Regions from separate parts of the Homo sapiens genome. Here region 1 is linked to region 2. Evidence: chromatin loops called from intact Hi-C (ENCODE). Cell type or tissue: sigmoid colon. All regions are shown on one strand. Each heading gives the region's core, and the rest is flanking DNA. Links, peaks and the distances in the headings are about the cores only.

Region 1 (15,589 bases), core at 3,926-11,925, 160 kb after region 2:
CATGAACTAAGAACAGTTTTCTTACTTTTAAATGGTTGGAAAAAAATCAAAAGAAGAATATTTTATGAAGATAGAAATTATCTGAAATTCAAATTTTAGCGTTTATAAACAAAGTTTTTTAAAATTTTTTTATTTTATTTTTTTGAGATGGAGTCTCGCTCTCTCTCTCAGGCTGGAGTGCAGCGGTGCGATCTTGGCTCACCGCAAACTCTGCCTGCCAGGTTCAAGCATGCCCGGCTATTTGTATTTTTAGTAGAAACAGGGTTTCACCATGCTGGCCAGGCTGGTCTCGAACTCCTGACCTCGTGATCCGCCCGCCTCGGCCTCCCAAAGTGCTGGGATTACAGGCGTGAGCCACCGTGCCCAGCCTATAAATAAAGTTTTATTGGAACACAGCTGCGTTTGGTCCTTGGCTTGGCTCCTGTTAAGGGCCTCAGGGAGCCTCCAATCATGGCAGAAGGTGAAGGGGGAGCAGGTGTCTCACACGGCAGGAGCCAGAGCAAGAGAGAGAGTTGGGGTGGGAGGTGTCACACTGTACAACAACCAGATCTTGGGAGAACTCATTCACTATTGTGAGGATCGCGCCATGCCATGAGGGATCTGCCCGCATAACCCAAACACCTCCCACCAGGCCCCACCTCCAACATTGGGAATTAGAACTCAACATGAGATTTTGTAGGGGCACAGACACAAACCTTATCAATGTTGTTTTAGGATGCATCAAGAAAATGGAAACAATCAGAAAGGAACCCCCTTCCCTTGTTCCCTCCAGATCTCCTGGTCTACCCACATCTATGCCAGTTCTTTCTGGTCTTTTCTCCTGCTATGATGGATGAAATTTCCCTGCTTCTATCAAGGCCAAATCCTACCTTCTCTGGATTCCATCCTGCTTGCTTTTCAGTAATCTCTCTTCTTTTTCTCTCTTTCCTCCACCATCTCTTTTATCCTTTCTACTAGATCATTCTTACCAATATTCAAGTGTGCTCTGAAATCATTCCCTAAAATAATTCTCCCTTGACCCAGCTGGCACAGCTCTAGCTCTGGCCTGTTTCTCTGATCTGCTCCAAGGGTCACTCATGTGTGTCATCTATGGTCACTGAACCCACTGCCTCCCCTCCCATTCTTCTCACTCTTACCACTCCACTGAACCTGATCTTGTAAGGGTCACCGTGTTGCCAAAACCAGAGGAAGCTTCTGTCTTAGTCTGTTTTGTGTTGCTATAAAGGAATATCTGAGGCTGAGTAATTTATAAAGAAAGAAGGTTTATTTGGCTCACAATTCTAAGAGCTGGAAAAGTTCAAGATTGGGCATCAGCTGTGGGCATCAGGCTCATGGCGGAAGGTGAATGGGAGGGGAATGTGCAGAGATCACATGGCACATGAGGAAGCAAGAATGGGGGAGGTGCCAGGCTCTTTCCAACAGCCAGCTCTCTCTGGAACGAATAGAATGAGAACTCCCTCACCCCAAGGGGGGCATTAATTAGAGGTTCACACCAAGACCCAAACACTTCCCACTAGGCCACACCTCCAATATTGGGGATAAGTTTCAGCATGAGGTTTGGAGGGGACAATTATCCAAACCATAGTAACTTCTCACTATTTCTCAAACTTTCAGCAGCATTTCATACCATTACTGTTTTCTTTTGTCTTAAATTTTTTCTCTTGGTTTTGGCATGCCATACTCGCCTAGCTTTCCTTCTAATTCACTATCTTTCTTTCTTTCTTTCTTCCTTCCTCCCTCCCTTCCTTTTTCTCTATCTTTCTCTTTCTTCTTTTAGGGACAGCTTCTCATTCTGTCATCCAGGTTGGAGTTCAGTGGTGTGATCTTGGCTCACTGCAGCCTCAACCATCTGGGCTCGAATGATTCTCCCACCTTAGCCTCTCAATTAGCTAGAATTCCAGGCACATGCCATCATGCCCAGCTAGTTAAAAAAAGATTTTGTGTAGAGACAGGATCTTGCCCAGGGTGGTGTTCAACTCCTGGTCTCTAGTGATCCTCATGCCTCGGCCTCCCAAAGCACTGAGATTACAGGTGTGAGCCACTGTGCCTGCTGTCATTTCTTTACTGGCTCTTTCTCCTGAGCCCAGTCTCTAGTTCTGCTGTGGGATGCCTTTCTTCTCTGTGTAGTCTGTCTACATTGTTCCATACTGTATCTTGCTTTAAAAGCCATCAACATGCAAGTGACTTCCAAAATATTTCCAGCCCTGATGCTTCCCTGACAGGCAGACTTCAGAGCCTCTTGACTCCTTACTTGACATCCTCACTGGGATATCTAACAGGCATTTCAAACATAAAATTGTCTAAACAGAACTCTTAATTTTCCACCACACACTGCATGTTCTCACTCATAGATGGGAATTGAACAATGAGATCACTTGGACACAGGGCGGGGAACATCACACACCGGGGCTTGTCGGGGAGTTGGGGGCTGGTGGAGGGATAGCATTAGAAGAAATACCTAATGTAAATGATGAGTTGATGGGTGTAGCAAACCAACATGGCACATGTATACCTATGTATCAAACCTGCACGTTGTGCACATGTACCCTGGAACTTAAAGTATAATAATAAAAAATTCCACCACAAACCTGTTCCTACACGAGTCCTTTTCAGCTTGATGAGTGGAACTACGATACAGTTGTTGAGGCCAAAAATCTAGGAGTCATAAGAGATTCTTCTCTTTTGATTCAGTATTCCCATCTCTCCTCCACCCCAAATCTGGTTCATCAGCAATTCATGCCAGTTCTACCCTCAAAAAATTACCTGAATCCATCTCCATGGTTGCCACCCTAGCCCATGCTCTATCCTGCACATCTGGCCCTAGCGGGGTACTCTGGTCTCTCCCTCCACCCTTGCACCTGTCCCTTGCTTCTTCCCGGGGCCTCTCCAAACACACCTTCTACCACACTCTCCCTGCTCACTGCACTCCAACCTGTGCCCATTCCTCCACCATGCCAAGCCCACTCCTATCTTGGGGCTTCTCATTGTTCGCATTTTCTGTGAGAGTTCTTCCCTCAACACCCAAACTAAAGCAGACCCTTTCCCCATAGCCCTTTGTAAATTTTCTTAAGATCATCACTCTACAAATATATCTTATTGATGAGTTCTGTACTTGTGTTTTGTTTTTCTCTTCCAGAATGTAAAAAGCAGGAACTTCTGATGTATCCCTGACTCCTACGATTGTCTTTGCTTTTAATCAGTACTTTAAAAATTGATTTATTTTAGTTCCCAGCATATTTTTTCTTTTTCTGTGCAAAATATTTTCCCATATTGTTTACATAAGTTTTGAGAGGTGACAGCGTGCTGGCAGTCCTCACAGCCCTCGCTCCCTCTCGGCGCCTCCTCTGCCTGGGCTCCCACTTTGGCAGCACTTAAGGAGCCCGTCAGCCCACCGCTGCACTTTGGGAGCCCCTTTCTGGGCTGGCCAAGGCTGGAGCTGGCTCCCTCAGCTTGCAGGGAGGTGTGGAGGGAGAGGCGCGAGCGGGAACCGGGGCTGCGCGCGGCGTTTGAGAGCCAGCTAGAGTTCCGGGTGGGCGTGGGTTTGGCGGGCCCCGCACTTGGAGCAGCCGGCCAGCGCTGCCGCCCCCGACAGTGAGGAGCTTAGCACCTGGGCCAGCGGCTGCGGTGGGTGTGCTGGGTCCCCAAGCAGTGCCGGCCCACCAGCGCTGCCCTTGATTTCTCGCTGGGCCTTAGCTGCCTTCCCACGGGGCAGGGCTCGGGACTGCAGCCCGCCATGCCTGAGCCTTCCCCCGCCTCCATAGGCTCCTGTGCAGCCCCCGCCTCCCCCAACGAGTGCCACCCCCTGCTCCACGGCGCCCAGTCCCATCAACCACCCAAGAGCTGAGAAGTGTGGGCACACGCCAGGGAACTGACAGGCAGCTCCACCTGCAGCCCCAGTGCGAGATCCACTGGGTAAAGCCAGCTGGGCTCCTGAGTCTAGTGGGAACTTGGAGAACCTTTACGTCTAGCTAAGGGATTGTAAATCACCAATCAGCACTCTGTCTCTAGCTCAAGGTTTGTAAACACACCAATCAGCACCCTGTGTCTAGCTCAGGGTTTGTGAATGCACCAATCAACACTCTGTATCTAGCTACTCTGGTGGGGACTTGGAGAACCTTTGTGTCCACACTCTGTATCTAGTTAATCTAGTGGGGATGTGGAGAACCTTTGCGTCTAGCTTAGGGATTGTAAACGCACCAATCAGCACTCTGTCAAAACAGACCACTCGGCTCTCTGTAAAATGGACCAATCAGCAGGATGTGGGTGGGGCCAGATAAGAGAATAAAAGCAGGCTGCCCCCAGCTGGTTAGTGGGAACGTGTATCGGGTCGTCTCGCGCTTTGTGGGAGTTTTGTTGTTTTGCTATGTGGGACTATATTGCCTTTGTGAGCTATGACACTCCCTGCGAAGGTTTGTAGCTTTACTTTCGAAGCTAATATAAGCTGTTGAGCCTTGGTGGGAGGAAAAAGCTCCAAACGCACCACTTTAAGAGCTGTAATAGTTACCGCGAAGGTCCGTAACTTCATTGCTGAGGTATCAAGACCACTAAACCCACCTAGAAGAAAAACTCGGAACACACCCAAACGTAATAATGAAACAAAACTCCGGATACGCCACTTTTAAGAACTGTTACTACCGCGAGGGTCTGAGGCTTCCTTTTTGAAGTCAGACTAAGAACCCACCAATTCCAGACAGTTTTATGTTTAACTCAATATGGTTGTTTTTTTCGTGTTTAACTGTATACACAAATGTTTTAATTGCATGATACGTGCTCTGGTTTCCTTTGGTTTACTTCCCTGTGATCTGTCACTTAGGTAATTACTAATTTTTCACAGTTGTGGGCGACATGCTGATTTTTGTGCAAGGGTGCGTGTGTTCTGTCTGTACTACTGGAAACTGGAGTTCCATGACACCGCAGCATACTTCTAGGGTCTTGCACACCTGGTCTGGCTTCAGTAAGGGAATAAACCAAGTCTAGAGTGCAATTAGCGTTTGAATTAGTGACATGAGGATAAACAGGTGATTATCCCATCTAATAGCTGTTGAATGGTGTTAGAGATACTATCAGACCGCTTGAGCTTCAAACGTAGGGGTTTATTGACGATTAAGAAAGGACTATGGGACTATTGGTTTAAATAAATGAAAATAGGGTTTCCAAAATGAAGTTATTTCTAAGTGCTTTAAACCAACTGATTCCAACTTCTAAAGTTGCTTAAAAGGTGAAGAGCAGAAATCACATTTGTACTTCCTTTTGTCTGAAGCGCTCACAGTGTTAAGTATAGACATTCTTACACACTTTCGGTTAGGTGAAGAACACATAAAATTCAGTAACTGCATTTTGCCCACGGGGAGACCAAGTCAGAACTCTCTACAGACTTCCACAGAGGTCACAATCAGACACTGAAGAGACAAAATTAGAACTCAGTGTTCTGGGCTTTAGAAGGATCAGCTTCTAAAACCAACACTTTTTCTCTCTGAAATCTATATTGAGATTTTTAGAGTTAGCAACAGGTGAGAACATTTTTATTGATGTTTGGCTTCACAGTTTTAATTACCTGTTTTGGATTAGAGCTTGTGGGAGTCTGCAGTCTGAGTTGGTGGGGACCTGATGGAATATATTACAGCTGCTATTTTCATAAAAGTTTATGCTTAACTTTTTTTGCCTTAAGTTTTGGGTTCGTGGATTTAGGGTCAACACAGGATTACAACGGTCTAGGTTTTCCAGAATTGCCACAAAATTCAGTAAAACTTTCACTGAGCCACCCTTCTTGGTGAAGAAGTAAAACCTTAGCAAAAGAAATGCTGGGAAGAGTGTGACTTTGATAAATGCAAATATGACTTTCTTCCATGTACGTGTGTAGCACTGAAACAAATTTGGTCTATTCCTTTAAACATATACAGTACAAATGTTTTTCCTTTCAAACAAATAGAAATCATTACCCTTTACTGATTTTAGATAATTCACAAAATGAGTTCTGTTTACCAATCAAGTAACTCATGCTGGTGTTTATATCTGAGGGAAAATTAGTGAACTCACATGTCTGGCTAGCCTGGCCTCTGATTTGCATATATGTAAATCAGTCCCTTTCATTTTTTTCATGATCAGCCTGCTAGTCCAAGGGTTAGATCATCCTGAACAGTAAGCTGGCACTTTATTTGCTTGTAAGAGAGAACTTATACATCTGCTATACAATCTGCTATACGTTTTTGGAGGCGATGATGAGCAGTGAGGAGGAGGGCAAGGACTGGCTTATGGTGGATTACACAGACTTACTGTATATATGGCCCAGATGCTACGTGGAAGACTTACACAAAAATTCCTTGTTTTTGTGAAGGTTAGACTTAACTAGGCATCTGTATTTTTTGTTTGCTAAATCAAGTTAGCTAAGCAGGTTAGTGCTGGCCACTCTTTACTGGCCAGGCGTCCTGGGGGGGTCTTCCCAGCAAGCTCTACAGAAGCAGCGCGGCTCTTCTCTCGTGGGTGTGGATCTTGAGATGGGCGCGCTGCTCTGATGCGGTGCTGCGTCTCCCTTCAGGAAGAAGATGGGAATCGTACCAGTTCACAGAGATCTTCCTGGTCCTCAGTTAATACAGAATATTAATGAAACTTATCACTTTAAATGAACCCAGGTAGCCGCCCTTGTCATCTTAACTACCAACGAATGTCTTCAGGCCGTTAAGACAGGGCAAAGGGGTGAGAGGATCGGGTGGGGCGAGAGGAAAGCCTGGCCCGTGCGGGGGTCAGACCTTCATTCTGCCGTCAGCTGTGCTGGAGACTCTCAGCAAGGGAGAGACGTGGCGTCTCTGAGTGGTTTTTGCCCTAAAGGATGCTTACGGTCATAGGAAGCTTTTCCATGTGTTTCCTTCATGGGTGTCTACGGCTTTTGTTTTCAGCTGCGCTTTGCACAGGGGCTGGAAGGCTAACTCCCCAAAAGGGAACTTCCTCTCCTTCTAGAAACTGACCCCTGGTGGTTGCTATAGCAACTGCAAAGCGAGAATAATGAGCTGTGTAAACAAGCCCCATTCCCAGTACTGGGGCGTTGCTAGCCCTCCTTAGAGAGGGCGAGGGAGAGGAGGATGCTGTGCCTGGAAAGCGGCTCTTGAGGAGAGCTGGAATCTCGGCAAAGCGTCCACTCCCTCCCCTCCCCTTTCCTCTCACCTCTAGTGTTCCCACCAGCCCCGGGGAGGAGACAAAGGACGTGGGAGGGCAGCAGCATGCAGGGGGCCTGCCTTTGACGCCCAGGAGTTGAACACCAGACAGAAAATGAAATCTAAACATTTACCCAGAGCCCTGGGCTAGAAATGGGCCAACCTGACCCTGGAAAACAAACAACCCGCGTCACCGCCACACCTGCTGCAGGCCCCAGATGCCACAGGTACTAGAGGAATGGGCTGCAAGGCCCTCAGCTACTCCCTGCTTTAGCAATTCAGGCAGAACTGCCTGAAGATTTCTGAGACCTCTGCTGCTTGCATCCATATTCGTTTTCTTTTTCTTTTTTTTTGGAAAGAAGGAAGATTGGAGAAAAGAACATAGTACCTAAGCGTTCTGTGATTATGAAGCTAAACACACACAGACACACACTGTTTTCCTCTCTGGGAACTTGGCTGCTGCTTGCAGGAAACTTTCTGCCCATAATAGCGAAGGTTCTAGTATTATTTTCAGTTTTCTTTGGTTAACTCTCTCCCACCCTCACTCAGGTCTCTTTATTTTTTAGAAACAGGGTCTCACTCTGTCACACAGGCTGGAGTGCAGTGGTGCAATCACAGCTCACTGCAGCCTCAACCTCCCTGAGCTCAGGTGATTCTCCCACCTCAGCCTCCCTATTAGCTGCGACTACAGGCGCATACCACACCACACCTGGCTAATTTTTGTATTTTTTGTACAGATGAGGTTTTGCTCTGTTGCCCAGGCTGGTCTCAAACTCCTGCACAAGCAATCTGCCTGCCCTGGCCTTCCAAAAGTCCTAAGATTTCAGGTGTGACTCACCGCGCCCAGCCTCAGGTTGCCTTAAAGAAAAGTTTCTGTATATTAAATATAAACTATATGATGCACAACTTCCCTGTAAGCCTCCTAAAAAGATGATCCAAGTAAATTGGTGGGATGGATGGAAATCCCATATTGTTTCAGTCTTCAACAGTGCTGGTACAGGTTCTCATTTCTTTCCATGAATATCAGTGTTAGTCAGTGTGATAGGAAATCTAGTATAATGAACTACTCTTATAAAATCATTTTTATTTCACTTGTAACTTTTTAGAATGTTCATACATCTATTATTTCAATAGGTTCTTACAAAAATCCCCCAAATCTTGTAGGGCAAATTATATCTTTAATTCTTCAGATGAGGACACTGACATTAGGGAGATTAGATGATTCTATTATAGGGAAATTCGATGGTTCTTTTACAGAGAAATTAGATGATTCTACTACAGGGTCAAAAATTTAGGGTATAAAAGGATTTATCAAGGCATGAGTTACTATTATTTCCAAGATATCAAGTCCCCTGTATTTATATGAATCTAGATAGCAAAGAACATTTTTTTCTTTTCTTTCTTTTTTTTTTTTTTGAGACAGAGTCTCACTCTGTCACCCAGGCAGGAGTGCAGTGGCACGATCTTGGCTCACTGCAACCTCCGCCTCCCAGGTTCAAGTGATTCTCCTGTCTCAGCCTCCCGAGTAGGTGGGATTACAGGAGCCCACCTCCTCACCTGGCTAATTTTTTGTATTTTTAGTAGAGACAGGGTTTCATCATGTTACCCAGGCTGGTCTCGAACTTCTGACCTCAGGTCATCCTCCTGCCTTGGCATCCCAAAGTGCTGGGAATACAGGCGTGAGCCACTGCGCCTGGCCAGCAAATAACATTTCTATAAGCTATATTTTACACATAAACTATAAAGCCTATGTTTACAGAGCATTTTCCTTCAATACATTCAAATATATTCTACCTCGTATTACTCTTTCATTATCTTTTCATATAGGTGACCAGATCATAGTGTTGCCTGGTTTCCACTTTGTTATCTGACATTAAAATATTGTCCTCATTTTCCTTTCAAGCCACATTAACAGCTATTGCAAAGGCTGGTCTGCTGCAAATGTATTCCTCTTAGAAAGAAAAAGTGACAGCCAGGCGTGGTGGCTCATACCTGTAATCCCAGCACTTCAAGAGGCCAAGGCCGGGGGATCACTTGAGGTCAGGAGTTCGAGATCAGCCTGGCCAACATGGTGAAACCCCGTCTCTACTAAAAATACAAAAAATTAGCCAGGTGTGGTGGCGCGCCTGTAGTCCAGCTACTTAGGAGGCTGAGGCAGGAGAATCCCTCCAGCCTGGGAGGCAGAGGTTGCAGTGAGCAGAGACCATGCCATTGTACTTCAGCCTGGGCTATAAGAACAAAACTCTGTCTCAAAAAAAAAAAAAAAAAAAGAAAAAAGAAAGAAAAAGTGACAGACATCATGATAGTTCTTGCTTTTTCCACAAAATTTCTTCTTTTTCTTCTTTCTACCTTTGAAATTAAGTTCTAGGTCACAGCATTTGTGGGTTTTCTGTAAGTGCCAAGCTCAATCCTGATGGTGGGTCATGCCTTTGCGAGATTTTAAATAAGATAAAAGGAAGGAAATCTGGGCTGGTGATGCTGTTTCCTCAGAGGAAATAAGAAAACGTATGAAAAGTAACTTTGGAGCCTACCCCATTCTTATAACTGTTCAATGGTGGAAAATGATGACAGCTTTCTTCTACTAAATGTAGCATGAGATTCCCAGGAATCCGTTAGGAGCAGCCTCTGTTAGGAGCAGCCTCTGTGGGTGGGATGGCTTGTAGAATCAAGAAATGCATTTATCTTAGCAGAACAAACTTGCAGTCTCCACCCCAAGACCAAGGGACTAAATTTTTTTTTTTTTTTTTTAGATGGAGTTTCGCTCTTGTCGCCCAGGCTGGAGTGCAGTGGTATGATCTTGGCTCATTGCAACTTCTGCCTCCCAGATCAAGTGATTTTCCCACCTCAGCCTCCCAAGTAGCTGGGATTACAGGTGCCCACCCAACACACCCGGCTAGTTCTTGTATTTTTAGTAGAGATGGGGTTTCATCATGTTGGCCAGGCTAGTCTCGAACTCCTGGCCTCAGGTGCTCCGCCCGCCTCGGCCTCCCAAAGGGCTGAGATTACAGGCGTGAGCCACTGTGCCCAGCCTGAGGGACTTGATTCTGATGGTATCTCGTCCCTCCCTTGGAACCTCAGAAGGTGCAAACTTTTATCAGCCTAATTTATATGCATGGATGCCTCTTCCCCCAGGTACAGGACAGTGGTGAGCTCTGAAGCCAAGACACCCCCCAGTCAGAAGAGCCAGTCCACTCTACAGAGATGAGGGATCCCCTGAACCTTTGGGTCTTCCACGTTGTATGGGGGAATGATTCCTTTCTTCTCCTTTGACATGAAAGCAGTAGGTTAAGTCCTTAGAGCAGAGAGAGAAAGAGACCATAAAATATTATTCCTGGAAAGAAACTCAGAGATAATTAATTGGAACTGCATTTGCCACATTCTAAATAACAGGATTCCTTCCATTGCTAAAACAGTCCGTATGGTAGGAGCTGTACCTTTATTTGCTCTAGACTAGAGCTGTCTAGTAGAAATACATTGTGAGCCATACATGTAACTTTAAATTTTCTAGTAGCCACATTAAAAAAAAAAAGTAAAAGGAAACAGGTGGTTTTCCATACAAGATATACAAATAGTCACTATGCACATGAAAAGACGCTCGATCCATCACTAATCATTAAGAAAATGCAAATAAATACCGTAATGAGATACTGCTTCATACCCATGGTTTCTCTGAATGGTTTCTATGAAAAACTTAAAAATAAATAACAGAAAGTAGTGTTGCTGAGGATGTGGAGAAATTGGAACCCTTGTGCACTGTCGATGGGAATGTAACATGGTGCAGCTGCTTTTGGTATATACCCAAAAGAAATGAAAGCTAGGGCTGCGCGCGGTGGCTCATGCCTGTAATCCCAGCACTTTGGGAGGCTGAGGCGGGCAGATCACAAGGCCAAGAGTTCAAGACCAGCCAGCCAACATGGTGAAATCCAGTTTTTACTAAAAATACAAAAATTAGCCAGACATGGTGACAGGCGCCTGTAATCCCAGCTACTTGTGAGGCTGAGGCAGGAGAATCGTTTGAACCTGGGAGGCAGAGGTTGCGGTGAGCCGAGATGTCACCACTGCACTCCAGCCTGGGCAACAGAGCGAGACTCCGTCTCAAAAATAAAAAAATAAAAAATAAAATAAAAGAAATGAAAGCTAGGACTCAAACAGACATCTGCACACTGTGTTCATAGCAGCATTATGCACAATAACCACCCTTAGTGGAGGCAACCCAAGTGTCTAACAACAGATGAATGGATAAACAAAATGTGGTCTATACAGAAAAAGGAATATTATTCAGCTTTTTAAAAAAAGGACATTCTGACACATGCTACACCAGGGAGGAACCATGAAGACAATGTTCAGTGAAATAAGCCAGTCACAATAGGACAAGTACTTTATGATCCCACTTACATGAATTACCTAGAGGAGTCAAATTTATAGAGACAGAAAGTAGAATGAAGAGTTATTGTTTAATGAACGTAGAATTTCAGTTCTGGATGATGAAAAAGTTCTGGAGATGAATGGTGGTCATGGTAGCACAACAATGTGGATGTACCTAACACTACTGAACTGCACACTTAAAATGATTAAAATGGTAAATTTTGGCCAGGCACGGTGGCTCACGCCTGTAATCCCAGTACTTTGGGAGGCCAAGGAGGGTGGATCATGAGGTCAGGGGTTGGAGACCAGCCTGGCCAACATGGTGAAACCCTGTCTCTACTAAAAATGCAAAAATTAACCAGGCACGGTGGTGGGTACCTGTAGTCCCAGCTACGCAGGAGGCTGAGGCAGGAGAATCGCTTGAACCCGGGAGGCAGAGGTTGTAGTGAGCCGAGAGTGTGGCACTGCACTCCAGCCTGGGTGACAGAGCGAGACTCTGTCTCAAAAAAAAGAAAAGGTAAATTTTATGATATTTGTATTTTATGATAATAAAAAAGGTGAATATAATTTTATACTATATGACATTTAACTCAATAAAATCAGAATATTATCAGTTCAACATATAATCAATGCTAAAAAATTATCGACATAGTTTACCTTATTTTTTTACACTATCTTCAAAATCCAGTGGTTTTTTCTTTTGCACTTTCAGTACATCCCAATGGCCACATGTCAAGTGCTCAAAGGGTACACGTTGCTAGTGGCTGCCATATTGGATGTACTGCTTTAGATAATGTTTAGCAGGAAGATAGCTTCAAGGACCCCCGATGGTTGTTCTTTCAACCCCAGGTCCCCAAAGGCCATGGGGTGAAACCTTGGTGACCATCAGTAAGACAGGAAAAACTGACTGTTTTTCCTTCTCTGTACTCTCTCTGACCACACAAATCACTTCTGTGACCAGATGTGTGGGTTTTTGGCACATTGACCAGTTCTCTGCCACCAACTGGGTGTCCCACAATACAATTCAATTCTGACACCATCTACCTGGAGATAGTGTCAGATCCCACAGATTAACGGCTTAGTCTCACAAGACTGCCCCCTACTTCTTGCAATTGTAGGTAGTAGGGCCCAGGTTACAAACAACTTCTGTCCAACTTGGCTGCAAATCTGAGGCTCCCACAGCCTCTTTCTCAGGTTCAATCATTTGCCAGAATGGCTCACAGCGCTCACGGCAAGGCTTTGCTTACTTTAACCCATTTATTATAAAAGGATACAGCTGAGGAACCGCCAGGTGGAAGGCAAGGTATGGGGGAGCGGCGAGGAAGTTCCATGCCCTCTCAGGTGTGCCGCCCTTCTGGCACACATGTGTGTTCTTATTCCTCAACCCGGAAGCCCCCCGAGCCCCAGAGTTCAGAAATTTTTATGGAGGCTTCATCATGTAGGAATGGTCAATTATTAACTCAATCTCCAGCCCCTCAGTCTCCCCAAAGGATGAGAGTTGGGATTGAAAGTTCCAAGCTTCTAATCATAGCTTGGTCTTGCTGGTGACCAGCCCTGACTCAGGAGCACACCAAGGGCCGCCTCATTAGAACAAAAGCACTCCTATCACCCAGGAAATTCCAAGGGATTTAGGAGCTCTATGTTGAGAACCATGTCAAAGACCAAACGTTAGAACAAAAGATGTTCTCCTATTGCTCAAGAAATCACAAAGTTTTGTTTGTTGGTTTGTTTGTTTGTTTGTCTTTCTTTTAGGAGTTCTGTTCCAGAAACCAGAGACATAGGCCAAAATACACATTTCTTATTTTAAATCACAATATATCACCATTGCACAGCCTGTGTGGTGTCTGCAGCCAGGCGGGGCTGCCTGACTTCCAAGCACCTTTCCCCTCCACAGGCTGAGAGACTTGCTCACGGCCCAGTGTCAGGACAGTCAGGATAAGACTAGACTGAGCTGGCTCCTGAGCCAGTATCTTTAGGTATGGTTTAGTAGCTAAGGTAGAATTCAGAACACAACTTGTAAGGTTCACGAATGGCTAACGGCTAAGTGAAAAAATGAAGTCCTTAAGAACTGGCGATAGAGAAGGCAAGGGATTTTATGGGGGGTATGAGTAGGGTTTGATGAGCAAAGTCCCAGACAAACTGGCATCCTTATCATTGTAAAAAATATAGACTTCCTAGCATGAGCCTTCTTACATAGCTTAGCTGTTGACAGATTCCTTCTTTCCTTCCTTCCTTCCTTCCCCCCTCCCTCCCTCCCTCCCTTTCTTCCTTCCTTATTCCTCCCTTTTAAGTGTATTTCATGGGCCTCTCTGTAAGGTGGCTATCTGTTGTGAAGTCTGAGGGGACTGGGTCCCCTCCCATCCCCCAGCCCCTGCTCTCTGGGAAGTCTGCTGGGTGTGCTGGGCCGGCTCCTGGACAAGCTGAAGCCGAGGACTGCAGCAACTCTTCCCATCATCACCCTGGCTGCTGTGGGGAAGCTGGCAGTTTTCTGGAAGACTGCTTGCTTGGAATGCTTAGCATCCTCCCAGGCTTCTGACTCTCCACTGGGGATGCAGAAGGTCTGCATTGCAGTTTAATCCACTACTGAGAATTCCTGTGCTTCTAGAAACCATCCTCTCACCTCCGAGGGACTCCATCTTGTCAGCTGCCCAGAGGAGACAAAACGGAACACTGCCCCATGGCTCAGTGCTTTGCACAGTTGTCAGCTCCTTGGCTGGCAAGCATCAGATTGATTAAAAGGAGGTTTTCTCAGACATAATCCTGCCCACTAGCCAGCCAAACATGTATGCAAAATGAATGGCAGTACTGGGAGGGGCTCTGTCCAGCCACCCTGGACATGGGTGTGAGTGTGCATGTGGGGTGTGGGTGTGTGCATTGTGAAAGTAAAAAGGGTGTGGGGTACAGAAAGAAATGGTCTTGTTTTCGATTCTATCATCGTTTTACGACCTCTGGCTCCATTTCCTCCTCTGGAGTTAAGGGAGCGAACTGTCGCCAGCCAGTCCCAGCCCTGTGATCTCTGCGCTGGTTTGTGTAGGCGGCTCCAGAGACACAGATGCAAGACTTGCGTGTCTCAAACTTGAAAAGGAACAAATTGCTGGGGGAGGGGGAGGGGGAGGGGAAAGGGTGTGGCTGCCTGCACACCCATCTGCCCCTCCTGAAACACTGCCACCCTTGAATGCATATCCAGGAGCTCCTTGGAATCTCAAAATACATCACGTATATTAGGATTTAGCTCCCTGCTCCCCACTGCACACTCACACCCTGCTGCACTGTGAGGATGGGCAGGCTGGTGTCACTCTCATTTTAAAAAACGTGGGTTTGTTCAGCGGCATGGGCTCTGAGGAGACCCTTGGGATGTGTGGATACCAGCTTTGGTAAAACCAGTGAGCAGGTGGCTGGAGGGACACTGTGGCCCCTCCTCTGGGCAGTACAAAGGCCTCCTCCCAGGCCCAGCTCCAGAACCAGGCTCTGTGCCTTGTCTACCTGCTGCCTGGCCTCAGGCCTTCCTCCTCCTCTGAGGGCCCTGGCATCCTAGAAGGCTGGGCTGCCTCTTCTGCCTGCCCTCCTGCTCCCTGTTCAGGCTTCCTACAAACACCTTCTCAACTCCAGAGGCTGCAATTAGCATTTTACAGCAGACAATCCAAGGCTAACACAGATAATGTCATGGACAGCACTGCTTTTATTCCCCTCTGGGATTAATGTCCTATGAATAAACATTCCACAAAGCCTATATTCATAGAAACGCTTATGATGTGGAATTGGAGCCAAATGGTGCCTATGGACAGCCTGGGACAAGGGAGCGTGGAGAGAAGGTGGGCTCAGGGGGAGAGGGGAAGCTGGGGGCTGCTTGCTCAGTGATTTGGAAGCTGCTGCATTGGTACAGTGCCATCAGTCTTCGTAGGCAGGACTTCAGACCAGGCAGGACAGGAGACCAAGCAGGGAGCTCAGGGAACCATGTCAGTCTCCACAGTGGAGTCTGGACTCCGGAGCTCTCGCCACGGTGTCCCACAAGCAACAGAAGAGACTCGGGGGTGGCAGGGTGAGGGAAGTAACACCTATGAGCTGATCCGTTCAGC
Region 2 (15,589 bases), core at 4,404-12,403:
TGCAGTGGTACAATCTCTGCTCACTGTAACCTCTGCTTCCCAGGTTTAAGTCATTCTCCTGCCTCAGCCTCCCGAGTAGCTGGAATTACAGGCCCACGCCACCACACCTGGCTAATTTTTGTATTTTTAGTAGAGACAGGGTTTTGCCCTGTTGGCCAGTCTCGTCTTGAACTCCTGACCTCAGGTGATCCGCCTGCCTTGGCCTCCCAAAGTGCTGGGATTACAGGTGTGAGCCAACATGCTTGGCCTGTTTCTAGGTACTTTATCTTACAATAGCCATATGGTAGATCCTGTGTCCATTTTACCTATGAGGACACTAAGGCTGAGAGGCTGAGTAACTTATCTTCGCTAGTCACGGAGCTAGTAATAGGCACGTCTCTCTGACTTCAAAGCTCATGTTTCTTCTTGTTCAACTGCCTCTGTGAAGTCTTAATTCAGAAAACTCTTCTGTGAGGTATATCCAGGGTCCATAAACATTTTACGTGAATCTTCTGTGGCTTTTACGATACATCCGTGTGTGTGTGTACATATATACCTATATAGACATGTGAAATGGAATGTAAGGGAGACTTCTGTTGTCTACGACAGGCAGAGCCTTCCTGGGGCTTTTTCCCAGTGGAACCATTGAATTCTTAGGTCCTGAAACTGGATTTGGTCAGTTAAATGTTGACCAAAGGTCTGACTCATGCTAACCAAATTGACTGAAAAAAAAAGTGTCCCTGAGCCCAAATAAGGTTTTTAACCTAATTCTATATGAAAATGTCAATGATCTGTAACCCACCTAATCCGAATTCTCTTTATCCTCAGTGCACTGGTCCAAGCCACCTTCACCTCTGAATTATCACAACAGCCTCCTCGTACTTCCTGCATCTATCTTTGCCACCTCAGCCTCCTTCCCTAATCCAATCCTGAGGTGCACACTTGAAAAACTAATATTTTAGTTAATAAATTCGGAATACCTTTCTAGGTTAGTGAAATTATTTTCCACTGGAAGGAACGTGGCTTAAAAATCAGGGCCAGTCATTTGCCCAAGGCCCTTCCATCTAGTGGGCTGATCTTGCTGTGCTATGCCAGAGACGTGGGCAGGTGGTAGCTTGACGTACAGAGAATTAGAACAAAAGGAACAGTCTCTGCACGCAGTATTTCTGTCTGGCAGTGATGCCCTGATAGATTGTCAGGTATCCTGACTGCTAACTTAGTCTTCTTTGCATATAGTACATCCAATGTTTGCTTAACTAGAAAATGCCGTTCTGGATAACTGAGATTTCATGGTATGCTCTGTTTTGCAATAAGGCCATGGCTACATTCCCAAGAAACCTTGGGTTATGAAAATCTAAATTAAAAAATGATTATTTCTTTTTCATGGCTCCTTAAGTGTCAACTTGATAAAAAAATAATTATTTCAATGGTTAAAAAAGGGAGACACTTTCCCACAAATTATTTGTTTTTTGCAGGCATTGCCATTGTAAAGGTATTTGATATATTTTGTTACTGAAAACTTAAAACTGAATTGTTTAATCAAAATGGGCAAAAACAATCCTAAATATCACAGGAGAAAGCCTATACAGCATACAAGATGGGAAATAAAAATCCATGTATTTACAAATAAGGAAAGTACGTTGTAGCAAACAAAGCTCATGGCCCCCAGTGGAGAGTAGAGAAGCAAGATGGCGCCTGGACCATCGGCCACTTAAACCAAACGTGCCTATGAATGCACTCAGCCTTTTCTCTTCCTTGCACAGTGCCAGTGCCTGTTTGTGATCATGATAAAACCAAGCATGATAGGGTTGTGGTTTCAATATATCCCCTAAAGCTCATGTGTTGGAAACTTGAAGCCCAATGCAGTGATGTTTGTAGATGGGGCCTAATGGGAGGTGTTTGGGTCGTGGAGGCCCCACTCTCATGAATGGATTAATGCCATTTTCTCAGAAGTGGGTTCATTATCCTGGGAGTGGGTTCTTTATTAAAAAAACAAGTCAGGGCTCCCCTACCACCTGCCTTCTGCCATGGGATGACTCAAGAAGGCCTTGCCAGATGTTGGCTTCTCAATCTTGGACTTCCCAGCCTCCAGAATCATGAGCCAATACATTCCTGTTTATTATACATTACCCAGTCTCAGATATTTTGTTATTGCAGCACAAAATGGACTAAGACAATATGTGTAATGCAAATCATGCTCCCATCAGTATCACTTTATTTCTTATTCACATTAAAAAATATGTACCATAGAAGCTATATCTATACATATGGTCATTACTGCTTCTGTGAATCAACCAGAAAATTTTTTAAAAAAAGAACATAGAGAACATGTTTTTGCTCTTTCTAATGTGGCATACCAGTCTTTATGTCAAAGTGTGGCCCCTCAAAGGACAGGCTGCAGGAAAGGATACACAGTGGACATCACTGTGTAACATGATCCTGGGTTCTCAAAGCAGTCTATTCTGTCCAGCGGGGAAGACCACCTTCCATTTGTTAGAACTGAGTGCTTCCCCGAGTGTGCCCCTTTCATTTAGAGGTGCTGCTAAAAGGATGCATTCACATCCACAAGCTGTGTGACGGTTCGTGTCGTATCTGAACGTGAACGACAGGATGGGAGCTTGGGAAGAGTGAAGGGCAAGGGAGAGCGAGAGGAAGACAGGATGATCCAAATCAAATGAAACACATGGGAACAACCTCCTTCCATATCCCCAAACTGCAACACTGGACAGGAAAAATCCAAAATTGTTGTAGGCGCATCCTATCTTTAGGAACAACGAGATAGCGTACACTCAGAAACCCCCAAGAGGAAAAGAAGTGAATTTGTCTCAGAAGAGAATGTTCTAGACAATGTCATAAAATGTGCAAGAGAACATTTACTTTTGACCAAAGCTGAAAGAAGAAATGTGGCCAGTGCACAGGGGTGATAGAGAGTAGGTACCCTTGTCCTAAGGAGTTTTGAGAAAGCTACAGTCTTCTGCTGGCACCTGGGGCTTATCCATTGCCATAGGAACCATTCATCTTATTGCTGAAGTTCTAAGTGATTTGAGATGAAGAATGTTTGCTTGAACACATTTTACCCTGTGGTCATCCTTCCGCATACAACTCTACCCTCAAAGCCGGAGTGCTTCCTGCTGCTGTGGAGCCGGGGTGCTGCAAACTTCTGGGATATTCCACAATTTAATGCCAGTGATTAGGATTTTTGTTAGGAAACTCCGGCAGGCAGATAACTCCAGCAGGTCCGAGACAAGTTGGTGTAAACGTTGGCACGGACTGGCTCACCTGTTGTGTGATTAAGTCATGGGGCTGCCTCTTGTTCTCTTTGGGACAAAGCCAGGCAGCATTTGTTCAAGTGAAAATTAAGGCTCTGTGTGGTGTGTGCCTGTATCAATAGAAACAGGCAAGCAGATTCCGCAGGGGAAAAGACTGAGCAAGTGGGTGGGAGGGACGACCCCGCAGCTGTGTTGAAGGTATCTCAGTCAAGGATGGCTTGGTGGCGAGAAACAAAAACCTACTTAGCTTAAGTGAAGTGGGATTTGTTGTAGGGTGTCAGGGGACCCACGGGGAGCTCAACAGGAGGAAGTGGAGGCTGACATCATGGGAACCTGAAAGCTGTCTGGCAGCTCCTCATGCACTGGCCCAGGCTCTGTCATCTCTAGGGCATGTCTGCCTCATTCCCTTTCTTTGCAGAGTGGGTCTTTACAAGGCCTCTCTCCCATCACAGGGGCCTGCATGTGGACTTGAGGAGGCCGTGGTGCCCAGGAGCGCCCCAACTCAGTATCACCACACAGCTCAGGTACCCAGTACTCCCAACACAGTGGACTCTATTAGGAGTTCTTAAGGCAGGAGTTCATAACCAATGGGAGAGTGGGACCTGGCCATCATGGCTAAATACTGGCATTGGTAGGAGGAATGCAGAGCTCTGATAAGGGCAACAGTAGCACTGGCTGTGAGTTACAGAGAGAATGAGTTGGCGGTATAGCCAGGAGAGGGTTGAAGGGCTGCCAGTTGTATAAAGAGGTTGAGTAATTGAAGGACCTTGTGAGAACAGAGATCAGAAATTTGGAGGTTATTAGGGAACAAGATGGCCCCTGGGGAGAGGTGGATCTTGGAAAGGTTGTGATTTGCTAGGGGAGCAGGTGCTGAGTTAGGCTTGGGTGAGCGCTGGCAGTGGCCAGGCTGGGTATGATGCAGAAACACTCTGATAAGTGTCATTTACATGGGTGGCATAGGGAGAGGCCACTTACTGGCAGAGAACTCGGACTGGAATTGAAAGGGAAGGACGGCCACACCCATCGTCACCACTGAATGGTGGGGGTCAGGGGAGACAAGGCAGGAGGAAGGAGATGTCTTCTCCAAGGAGAGGCAGGAAGCTGAAGAAAGAGGCGGGAGAGGAGGTGTCTGCATGATGGAAAGCTGGCAGAGGTGGCCCCAGTGCATGAGGCAGGGTGAGGAGATGCCGCTGGAAGGAGGCGACGGGGAGGTGGACCGGTGAGGAGGGATGGTTGATAGGGTTAGTACCAGTTGAAATGCCCTGTCTCCCGTAAAGGAGGCAGATAAACCACGTCGCAGAAGCACTGGGTGGAAGTAGGAAAGAGCCACATTAGAGGCAGGGAGGAGTTAACATGGCCTTGGCGGGATATTGCAATTGACTAAGAAAGCAGAGTTAAAGAGGAATGGGTGTGCATGGGCATGCGTGCACACACACACATACATACACACACACACACACACACCCTTGCTTTCTCCAAGGTAAGCTCAGGGATTCTGGAACAAGAGGAATCCTAGGTTTTGTGTCAGAGTGACCCTTACCAGGTGGCTTAGAGCATGCCCAGTCTGAATAAGGTTTGGAATTCTTTGAGGGTCTTGGTGTAACTGGACCCTTGTGGCCTATTACAGTCAAGATCTACACCCCCAGCTGCTTGGAATAAAACAAGTTTCTGATTTGCTTTTTTTCATTTATGCCAAAACATCCTAAACCAAAAAACCAGAAGACACATTATCAATTAAAGTACTAGGGTGTCCAGAGCTGAGACCAAATTGTTCTCCATCATATTTTGCGATATTTACCAACTTGCTTTTGCATGACTCAAGTTTATGTCATCAGATTATTTTGCTTTTAAAGCACTCTACTAAACATATAGCTAACCTTTAAAATTAAATGCATAATTTATACTCATTATAACATATTATGTGGCTTCAGTTACATTGTAATCTTTTGACCACATACTTTAATAGCGCTTGGCTTTTTTGTAAATGCCTAGCAACAATGTATTAGACATTATTGCATCTATTATGTTAACACTCACAATTTGTGTTATTGTAAAGCAGTTTCAAAAAACAGTTGAGCCTACAGTGCACACGAAAGTGATCTGAAAATCTTTTTCAATTTAGACGTAGGACTAAATGTAAAATATAATTCCTGAAGGATCTTAATTACTACAGTCTGTGTGTGTATTTGATAAGACTTGTGGAATCCAATTGTTGTTAAATTTTTATATGATGGACAAGTAGGAATGCTTTGGGGCCCCGTCGCTGTTAATAAAGCTCTGAGTCGCAAATATCACACACTTGTCAGACATGAATGGTCCTTTCTTTCTTAAGCTGCTGTGATGTCATTTTGCCTTATTTGGCTTCTAGCCTGGGTTCTCTTTCCAGTGCAGTCGACAGTGATTAGTCATTTCAGCAGGACTTCCCCATCAACATCTGCTCCACCAGCCAGTTACATGTGAGAAAACGTGGGATGGTGCTTTGAAATTGCAAAGGCTTATTGTGCAGATGGCGGTGAGGAGGAGATCTCGGCTACCCCACATGAAAGACCAGCGCAGTGGAGGATACCTCTCTCCACACCCACACACACGCTCCTGCTCAGCCTGCAGTTGCTCATTCTCTAGAGAATCCTCCCCAGGGAGTTCACACCTGCCTTTGCAAGATGCTTCCATGCACGGATTGGTAAGACATGGTCCTTGCCCTGGAAGAGGCCACTATCTGGGAATACATGTCACTTCCCACGTTTCTGTGCTCACAGCTTCGCCTCCCATCTCTTCCTTTGGAAGGTCCCAGCTACTTTCCAGTGGTCAAAGATTGGTGGCTTCTTTTTGAGCCTTGTCCTGGTTGACTTGTGTGATGGAAAGAGCACTTGAATGGGAGTCAAAATATTTGCTTTAGAATTTTAACTTGGTTTTTCACCCACACTGACCTTTAATTCTTTCAGTCAATGGTTGTTCTTCAACCTGAGCATGGTGGTTGCATTCCTTGGCCTGAGAGCCTTCCTTGGCTTTCCATTGCTTGTGGGGTACATTACCAATTTTATTTTTAGCCTGGCACCCCTTTCCCGTGTTTTCTGCCAGGTTCCCCCAAGCCCATGTGTACTTGGCATTCTCTAAATAATAGTATTTTAGGCCTGGGTTCTTACCGAATCTATACACTTGGTCCATAAGGCCCCTCCTTCCAAATTCTCCCTCTGCTTCTCCCCGCCGCCCCCACTGCTTCCCCCTCATTCTCCAAGGCTCAATTAAAAACTCATATGGTGAAGGCTTCCCCAACCTCCAGGCAAATTGAAGTTTTTATGCTTAATACCCATTTATTCCAACCATATTGCATCTTATAATGTATCATAGCTATTTGCATATTTGTTTATCAGTTTTACTGGATTATGGGCTTCATTATTTCATTTAACCTACTTTCTCATTGTGTCTGGCATTTAATAGGTGCCTAATAAAATTCTATTGATTACAAATGGGTAATTTAACTTCTCCACTTCCCCAGACTGACTACAAGCTTCTGGGGCAGCCAATCTGCTTTTCCTCTGTCTTTTCTCCATAGAACTCAGCTCAGTGACTGTCACATAGTAGATGCTTAATAAATGTTGAAAGTGGTAATGTAAGAAAGTGACTGAATAAAGCAGCAATGCAGTATTTGCTAGACAATATTCCAAGTTGAGGGGTGAAGTGGGAGAAAGATGGTAACAATGTTAATTTTAGGGATGGAGAACCTGCAGGAAAAAGGACATCTTGTGGGCATGACTCTAGGCTGTGTAGTTTGCTACTCATTTCACTTCTGTGGCCACTCCCCCCGGATCTCATCTCAGGTAATGCCAGTGCACTCTGTCGACAAGGCCACGTTCCCCACTGACTCACCTCACAGAAGCCTTTGGGTCTTAGGAGAGCCAAAGATTCTCGCCAACTGAGCACCTCCACCAGGTGGAACGTGGGCAAATGGGAGAATAACCTTAATGATCCTTGTCGCCCCCAGAAGGTCAGGGCTTGTTTATTACCTGAGTCCTAAGGCCCTTGCTGTTTCTGCCCTGCTGGAGATCACAGTGGACCCCAGCTCAGTCCAGCTTCCCACCAGGGCAGCAGGCCCTATGTGACCAACACAGAGTCTTCATTAGAAAGTGTGGGTTTCTATTTTTCAGTTTTTCATTTTTGGAACCCGGCTCACTTGCTCTGTAACATTTAACAGTTTCTGTTGCTGTGTTCCAGGCATTTTGCTAGGGGCTGGCACCCAGTGATGGGTCCAGTGAATGCAGTCCCTGGTCTCAGGGGCTCTCAGGCCAGGAGGGGAGGCTGCAGACGCTCACACATTGGCCCACACTGGACTAGCACGCAGGTGGGGTGCTCTGCAGGGGAGGTGGGACCAAGCACACAGTGCACAAACGAGGGGCCTAGGGAGGCCTGGGAAGTGACTTGGCCCCCAGGGCCTTCTGTCTGGACTGATGACTCAGGGCAGCCAGGCCGGAGAGACAGGGCAGGCCACTGAGAACGAATCAAGTAAGAGGCTAATGGAGGCAACAGTACAGGGAATAGGAAAGAACTTCCAGAGTGTTCTTTTCTCTGCCCACGTGGCAAGGTGAAACTTATGGCTAGGTAGACTTCTACTCTGTTATACCAAGTGCTGCCTGCCTCCTTCTGCTTTCCTTCCTCCCAAAAGTTTAACTCTGTCTCCATTTTCTCTCCATGAGCACAGGCATGTGGAAGTGTGGCATCACACACACACACCCACACCCACACACCCACACCCACACACACCCACACACACACACACACACACACACACACACAGCCGTGGTCTCTACTCCAGCTGTCAGAATGTCTGATTTTTGGGAGGGGTGGACTCACCTTTCCTCTGCCTTATCACCTCCAGCTAGTGAGGTTTTGTTCCTACTGAAACAGTAGAGAACAAAGAGAAAGAGGCTAGGGGAAACTCAGAGCTCCAGCAAACAGAAGGGATGGAGAAAGTTCAGCTGCTTTGTCGTGGTTGTTATGCAACCACTTTGCTAGCCCTTACCTGGAAAAGAAAAAGTGGAATTGTATTTTTGGACTGCTAGAGCTGGTATAAAGAGTGAAACTATCGTAAACGGTAAAATGATAATATCAATTTCCTTATTTTACGGATTTCATAACTCAGGCAGAAGAGGAGTTAAATTGTAATAGTGCAAGGAAGTAGCAGAGCAAAAGTCACTGTCTGTTTCTTGGAACGATTTCTGCCTAACCAGTGATCATTTCTCAAGCCCTCTGAAAGCATGCCAAAAGCTGTCTGCAAAAGTAGCAACGGCCGAGCAGCCAGTACGGGGTGTTCTTGTCTTTGGGTGAAATGCTGAGCAGTTTTTGCAGTTTTCTCTTTAACTGGCTTTTTATTTGCTTTCATTTTAAGCAGTGCCTTCGTGTGGAAAGTGCACTGAACTAAGACTCAGAATATCTGAGTTCTAGTTCTACCCGGCCACAGCAAACTACCTGCCTTCTGGAGGCTGGGATTTCTCACCCATGAAAGCAGAAACAATCCAATTAGAGCTCTTTCATGGTCCATCCTAATTCAGGGGGCCAGGGTTTGGCAAACTACTGCCCACAGGCGGGGCAATCTGGCCACCGCCTGTTTATGTACTGTTCACAAGCTAAGAGTGGTTTTACATTTTTTCAATGTCTAAAAGAATCAAAGGAGAATAGTATTCCATGATACATAAAATGATATGACTTCAAATATCAGGATCTATAAATAAAGTTTTATTAGAACACTGATCTACTCACTCATTTGCATATGGTCTGGGGCTGCTTTCCCAGGGCAATGGCAGAGCTGTGTAGTTGCCATAGAGACCGTATGGCCAGCAGAGTTCACTCTCTACCTGATCCTTTAGAGAAAAGCTGTCCCTGTTGGCCACAGTACAACCTACTATCTTATTTTCTGCATTTATGAAAATAATAAAACCTCATTGAGTTACTGTAAGAATGAAATGAAATAATGGATGTGAAAGAATTGTGACCAAGCTAAAAGCATAAATACTCATCAGATGCACCTCAAATGAATTGAGGTGCATATTTATTATGCACCCAATATGATGCATAGATACCCAGCTACTAGGTGTTGCTAGCTGGAGGAGAAACAAGCCCTTACTAATAATATGCACAAAAACTAATGATATTTTTATTCAGCAGTGTTGAAAACATACAGGATAGGATTGCAGAGGTGGGAAATTATGTGTGCGTCTGGAAGGGAAAATAACAAGAACTTATTTGTCAGATTGGTGTAATTCTAAGTGAATTTTTAAATGTCTCCGTTAAACTACTGTTATAATTCTGTTTAAAAATAAATAAGAGTTTAGTGGGATATGATGGTGCAGGCCTGTAGTCCCAGCTACTCGGGAGGCTCAGGTGTGAGGACCTCTTGAGCCCAGGAGATGGAGGTTGCAGTGAGCAGAGATTGTGCCACTGCACTCCAGCCTGGGCGACAGAGAGAATCCCTGTCTCAAATAAATAAATAAATAAATAAATAAATAAATAAATAAATAGATAAATAAATAAATAAATGCAAAAGGAAAGTACCTGCCCCCCAAACTTGTTTCAATACTAATGTTTTAAAAAGGCTTTTTATTTCCAAAGTGAATGCTGAACTGCAAGGGGTAAGGTCTAATTGTCTGTATATTCCATCCTCAATTGTCTGCAGGCAGCACTGTGTCTCAAACACTTGAAAGATTTATATTGAAATATTAGAAACAAAATACACTTTTAGAAGAATTACAATAGCTGAGATCTATGGTTTTTGTTACAATAATATTGGAATAACCTGTCACCAATTAGACAGCTCATCTTTTACATATGTGTTTAACAAGAAAAGCAAAATTCCCCTTGTTAAAATTAACTTATTCAGAAAGTTGCAGGGGTTGGGGTGGGAGAGTGAACATTTAAAATGGGATTGAGTCAATTTCAGGGTTGGCAAAATGCAGAGGGATTGAATTTTCCCATGAGAGATTCAGAGGTTACATGTGCCAAAGAATAATCTAGAAACAGCAGAGCTTGGGGTTTTGCATCTTGTTCTGATAGTGACTGTCTAGAAAGCTTCCAGATCAACTCAGTTTGTCTCCCTCTGGTATCTTAACTAGTAAAAATGATGTTCTTGGCTGGGTGCAGTGACTCACACCTGTAATCCCAGCACTTTGGGAGGCCAAGGTGGGAGGATTGCTTGAACCCAGGAGTTTGAGGCCATCCTGGGCAACGAGCGAGACCCACGTCTCTACAGGAATAATTTAAAAACACTAGCCAAACGTGGTGGTGCGTGCCTGTGGTCCCAGCTACTTGGGAGTCTGAGGTGGGAGGATTGCTTGAACCCAGGAGTTTTAAGACCAGCCTGGGCAACATAGGGAGACTCTGTCTCTATTTTGTAATTTATAATTTTTAAAAAATAAAACAAAATAAAATAAAAGTGATGTTCTTTCCCCATGAAAGTGATCAGCTGTCGGGTTCACCTGGTGGAGTTTGCTGCAGGGGCAAAGCCTTATTGTGAGCTGTGAATGAATTCATCTGCACAGAAAGCAGGGTTGCCCCTCTTCCTGTCCCAAGGTGCAGGGTGGCTGGGCACCCCAGGGAGCTGGGCTACTGACTCCTGCGTCAGTGAAATGGTTCCTTCTGGTATTAGCTGCGGGACCTCGGGCAAGCCATGGAAACTGCTGAACCTTGACTTCCTCATCTTTGAATGCGGTGGATCTAAGCATGTTGACCGAGAACTATCCATGGAAGAGGGCAGACACCCTGCCTGGCACATAGTACTCTTTCAATACATGGTAGCTATTCTTATTAGCATAGGTGGTGAGGTAGCCAAAAAGCAGGAACAAAACAAATACTTCCTGAGGTTGGTAGGGGTTCAGGCAATTGCCCTTCTGTTTCTTTAAGCCCTGGATCAAGTGGTGAAGGAAGGCTGTCCAGCTCACTGGTTCGTAAGGGCTGAAAATGTCTGGCAGAACTTATTATCAAATTTACATCTTCATAGAGTGCCTTAGGCAGAAGGCAGTTCTTCAGCACTTGATGAGTGACTTTTTTCTCCTTAATATCCATCAAACAGAATAATAAAGTACACACTAGTCATTCGATGTGTCAGGAATGGCCAATAAACAATGACAAAGGATCTTTTACATTCTCACAATAAACACTGCTGTTCCTTCTCACCATCTTCCTTGATAAACACCATCTGGAGTTAGCTTTCCCCAAGAGGCAGCTCGCTGCCATGATGTAGGATGAAGTCGGTGGCCTCCTGAAGATTTATTTCTGCCTTTAAAAAAAATGTAAAGCATGGTAGCTGGTGGGGCTCCGCTCCCTGTTTTGGGGCCCTGGGTTCTAGCACTTCCCTTTCTGACTTGGGAGCCAACTTTAGGCAATGACCTATTTATTTTTCTGTCACTGCTGCTGCCTTTTGCTCTCCATTACAGGAGGGGCCGAACTGGCTGTGGGGAGTTGGGCGTTTTGCATGGGGGGATTTGGGGGCAGTTGCTGGGTGTGAGAGTGGCAAATGGAGGCGATGAGAAAGAGGATTTAAATTGTCAGTTCTGATAATGAATGGACACTCCCTCTTTGGTGTTTTTATGAGAAACAACAGTAGAGAATGAAATATATTTTTGGATGTTGCACTAGTGTTTAATTGAATGCTACATTGGACCATAACGGGGCCACCACTGTAAGCTCCTGCCTCATCCCCAGTGCCTAGAACAGGGCTGGGCACACTGAAGTGCTTAGGGAGGATTTGTTGAATAAATTGCCCTCCTCCTCCTTCCAGGTATGAATCTTATGAACTTAATGCCACAGATCTATAAATCTCCTTTTCAAGGAAGGAGCCAGTTATCAAAACTCTCTTTTGGCTGTTCTCTGCTCTTTCAATCTGTTCAGGCTGCTATACTAAAGCTACCTTAAACTGGGCAGCTTATAAACAACAGAAATCTATTTCTCACAGTTCTAGAGGCTGAGAAGTCCAAGGTCAAGGTGCCGGCAGATGCAGTGTCTGGTGAGCGTCCTATTTCTGTCTCATAAATGCTGTCTTCTCATCGTTTCTTCATGTGGTAGAAGGAGCAAGCATCTCTGTTATAAGGGCCCAAATCCCTTAGGGCAGTGATTGTGCCACTGCACTCCAGCCTGGATGACAGAGTGGGACGCTGTCTCAAAAAGAAAAAAAGAAAAAGAAAAAGAAAGCTAGGAGAGTCAGGCCATTGAGCTGAGCCGCATAGGAAGGTGAGAAGGTTGCCAGGTAGATGATGCAGGAAAAGGAGGGGAAGGGAAGATCGCAATGAGCCCAAGTGAGGACACACAGATATGCGTGGTCTTTTGCAGACACAAACTAGTTTTGTGTGGCTGAGGGATTGTAACATGCAGGCTTCATGAAGGAGAAAGAGGGGAGCAAGAACATGGGAGGAGATATCCTATTCCAAGTCCAGCCTGTTGCAGGTTGGGCTGTCCACACGCTGAGATGAAGTTTACGAGCAATCTAGGCCAATGAAGGGGGAGGAAGCAGGGCTGAACAGACGCAGACTTTGAATCGCACCTGAGACCTCTCAAAGCTTCAGCCAACCTAGTGGTAGGGCTATCCACCTCCTTGCTTTGGGTGTCTCTAATGGCAAGTGGGGAAGTCAGGCCCCACTGGCCCCGACACCAGCTGTCTAGTCTGCTTCAAGTTCTTTTTGGAAGGTCCTGGTTGGGATGGTGGCATCCACTGAGGCTCTCATTAACCCCTCTGTGACAGTGAACATGGATGCTACACCTGGACCAAGACCCAACTGGGGTCAAGAGACTCACATTGTGAAATCTGCAGGCCAACTCAGTATGGCTCTGGCACTGTGCGTGTTGCCTGGAAGTTGTGGGATGCTGTTCATAGCCCAAGGGCAGTGCCCACCCTCCCTCGCACACCCCTCGACTTGGTTGCAAACACATGTTTGAGCTCCGTGCTCCCTTCCCTATTCCCTTATCATTGAATGATTGACAGGCTGCCACATATGACATTTCCGATGGCCCATAGGAGGGCTGTGAGCACCACATGAAGGACACACCGGGACGTAGTCCAGCTCCAGGGTGCATCCACTACAAAGAAAAAGCTTGCCTGAGGGCTGTTTGTTTCGGAAGCTGGGTGAGGATGAAGCATGGCAAGGAGCAAGGGACAGAGTTGTGATTCATTTCTCTTATTATCAGGCCCTGCCAAAGATGCATCCTGTTTTTTTTAACATCCCACTTCCTGGGTCTAGATCCTGGCACAAGCATTTCCTAGCTGTGTGGCTTTGGTCAAGTTACTTGCCTTCTCTGTGCTGCAGTTTCCTCACATTTAAAACAGGAACAGTAATGAACGACAATGATAACTTGGTAGAGCTGTGGAAATCATTAGGAAGGTTAAATGCCTTAAGACTAAAGTGCTTAGAATGAGGTCTAACATGCTAGAAAAGTTAGCTCTTATCATGAATATTTTAAAGCCACACAAAGATACAACCCCGGCCGGGTGCAGTGGCTCACCTGTAATCCCAGCACTTTGGGAGGCCGAAGCAGGTGGATCACTTAAGGTCAGGAGTTTGAGACCAGCCTGGCCAGCATGGTGAAACCCTGTCCCTACTAAAAATACAAAAATTAGCTGGACATCGTGGTGCACGCCTGCAGTCCCAGCTACTCGGGAGGCTGAGGCGGGAGAATCGCTTGAACCCAGGAGGCAGAGGTTGCAGTGAGTCGAGATCATGCCACTGCATTCCAGCCTGGGCAACAGAGTGAGACTCTGTCTCGAAAAAAAAAAAAAAAGATGCATGGAAGGCCTGGGAAGAAAAGGGGATGTGCTGGGAGGAGAGAGATGGGAATGGATGTGATACTTAATTCCTTCCCTTCTTTAAGTTTTTGTGTATGTCACGTGCCCAGTGCTGTGTGAAGATGTGGGATTGCCCAAATATGAAACAGTCTCTGCTCCTGAGGTTTCACAGTTTAGGGGGCAACATACAAGCATCATAAAACATATCAATGCAGTGGCCTATGCACTATATCAGAGGTCTTTAAAGATGGCTATGGGAAGCAACTGCCTGGCCGGGAAGGCTTTGGAGGGGAGGGTGTCACAGGGTGAGGAGGAGTTCAGTGGTGGGGAGAGAGGAGGACATCTCGGATGAAGGATGGAGAGGGGAAGAAGGAGAGAAGGTGTGGAAGAGCTTGGGCTGCTCAGCCGAGGGAGAAGTTGCCTGTAGTGGAGCAGAGAGAGGTGAAGGTGATGGTTCCACAGGGCAACTGGCACCAGGCTGCCCGGAGTCCTGAAATGCCAAGCTGGGAGTTGGGACTTCATTCTAACAGCAAAGGGCAAAGGGCAAAGGACAGGGGCGAGATGTGATCCGATTCTGCATCTGGGAAGACTTCTCTGACTTCACGGCAACGCGGAGAATGTGTCGGAACGGGGAAGAAAATGGGGCTGGTGAGCAAATGTTCATGAGGCTCCTTCGCTGTCGGGGTGTGGGGTTCCTTTCCCTTCCTGGTTAGATCCTCGTTACTCAAAGCGAGGTCTGTGGAGTGGCAGGGCTCGCCAGAGCCAGCACCACCTGGGACCCGGCAGAGATGCAGCGTCCTAGGCCCCCTCCAGACCTGCCTTTCAACAAGATCCCCAGAGCACTCTAAGCGACTGGATCACATTGCACATTTAGGTTCTGAGTGTTTGGCCCTCACTCTGCGGCTGGAAGGTGGAGTTGAAGGAGAAAGGAGAGCACAGGGCTTTGGGGCCGACGGTTGCTGGGTCCCTGCAATGTTGGGACTGCTCATCCATGGCTCTCTCCCATGGCTTTTCTCAGTCAGGGCATTTGTACCTGCCAACCAGCACACAGACGTGTTTCCAGATGTTTCTGCTCATTGCGTGCTTAAAAATCGTCATTATCAGATTTTCACGTCCAGCCTAAGGCCACATGGAAAGTTATAAGTTGTTCCCACAGTTCTCCGTCCCGGCAGGACTTCTCCTGCATTACATTAACAGCCCCATTCATGGCCTTGATTTTCCAAGCGTTTTTCTGCTCTACCCTTCTAGAAGTTTCCAAACTTGCCTGTAGGTCTTTTTTGGGGGGAGGGGAGGATCTTTTAAAAAATTCTTTAATTTGCCAGCACGCTTTCCATTCATAAACAAACAGGAAGAAAGCCTTCCTCCTTGTCTAGGATGTAGGCATATTAACCTCAGAGAAACAAGATTGTGGATCTTGGGAGAAGGAAAAGCTGCATCCTGATATTGGGGTGCTGCTTTCCCCTGGCTCACACGCAAAGGCCAATGCATATGAGCTAACCATTGCATTGCCCCAAATAAGTGGGCCTCTAGGCTTCAAAGACTTTTTTTGGAGACAAGGTCTGGCTGTGGCCCAGGCTGG

Evidence for each region. Peaks named below come from ENCODE experiments on the same cell type or tissue, not always from the same donor. Only the 100,000 strongest peaks of a DNase experiment are listed, where the experiment ranks them.
Region 1: a loop joins it to region 2, with 2.2 times the contacts of the local background. A loop is called at or near these places in 5 of 110 quality-filtered maps.

What each region holds. Positions count from the first base shown.
Region 1 is chr6:6,750,741-6,766,329 of GRCh38, reverse strand. All of the region lies in intron 2 of LOC101928004 (a long non-coding RNA gene), which reads left to right. LOC105374901 (a long non-coding RNA gene) reads left to right here and starts at 7,028. Exons shown (of 2, transcript NR_187807.1): 1 at 7,028-7,375; 2 at 13,805-14,424. LOC124901254 (a long non-coding RNA gene) reads right to left here and starts at 6,974. Exons shown (of 2, transcript XR_007059436.1): 1 at 6,835-6,974; 2 at 6,336-6,529. RefSeq lists an enhancer at 14,463-15,080. In sigmoid colon, for the core only: a CTCF peak has its summit at 6,957 (motif pointing left); a DNase peak (open chromatin) is centred at 6,979; H3K27me3 peaks cover 467 bases.
Region 2 is chr6:6,908,849-6,924,437 of GRCh38, reverse strand. No RefSeq gene overlaps it. Among named protein-coding and RNA genes, the nearest start is that of LINC03055, 31 kb to the right of the region's middle. RefSeq lists an enhancer at 5,587-5,636. In sigmoid colon, for the core only: no CTCF peak of the experiment used is centred there; a DNase peak (open chromatin) is centred at 8,517; H3K4me3 peaks cover 759 bases; H3K27ac peaks cover 986 bases.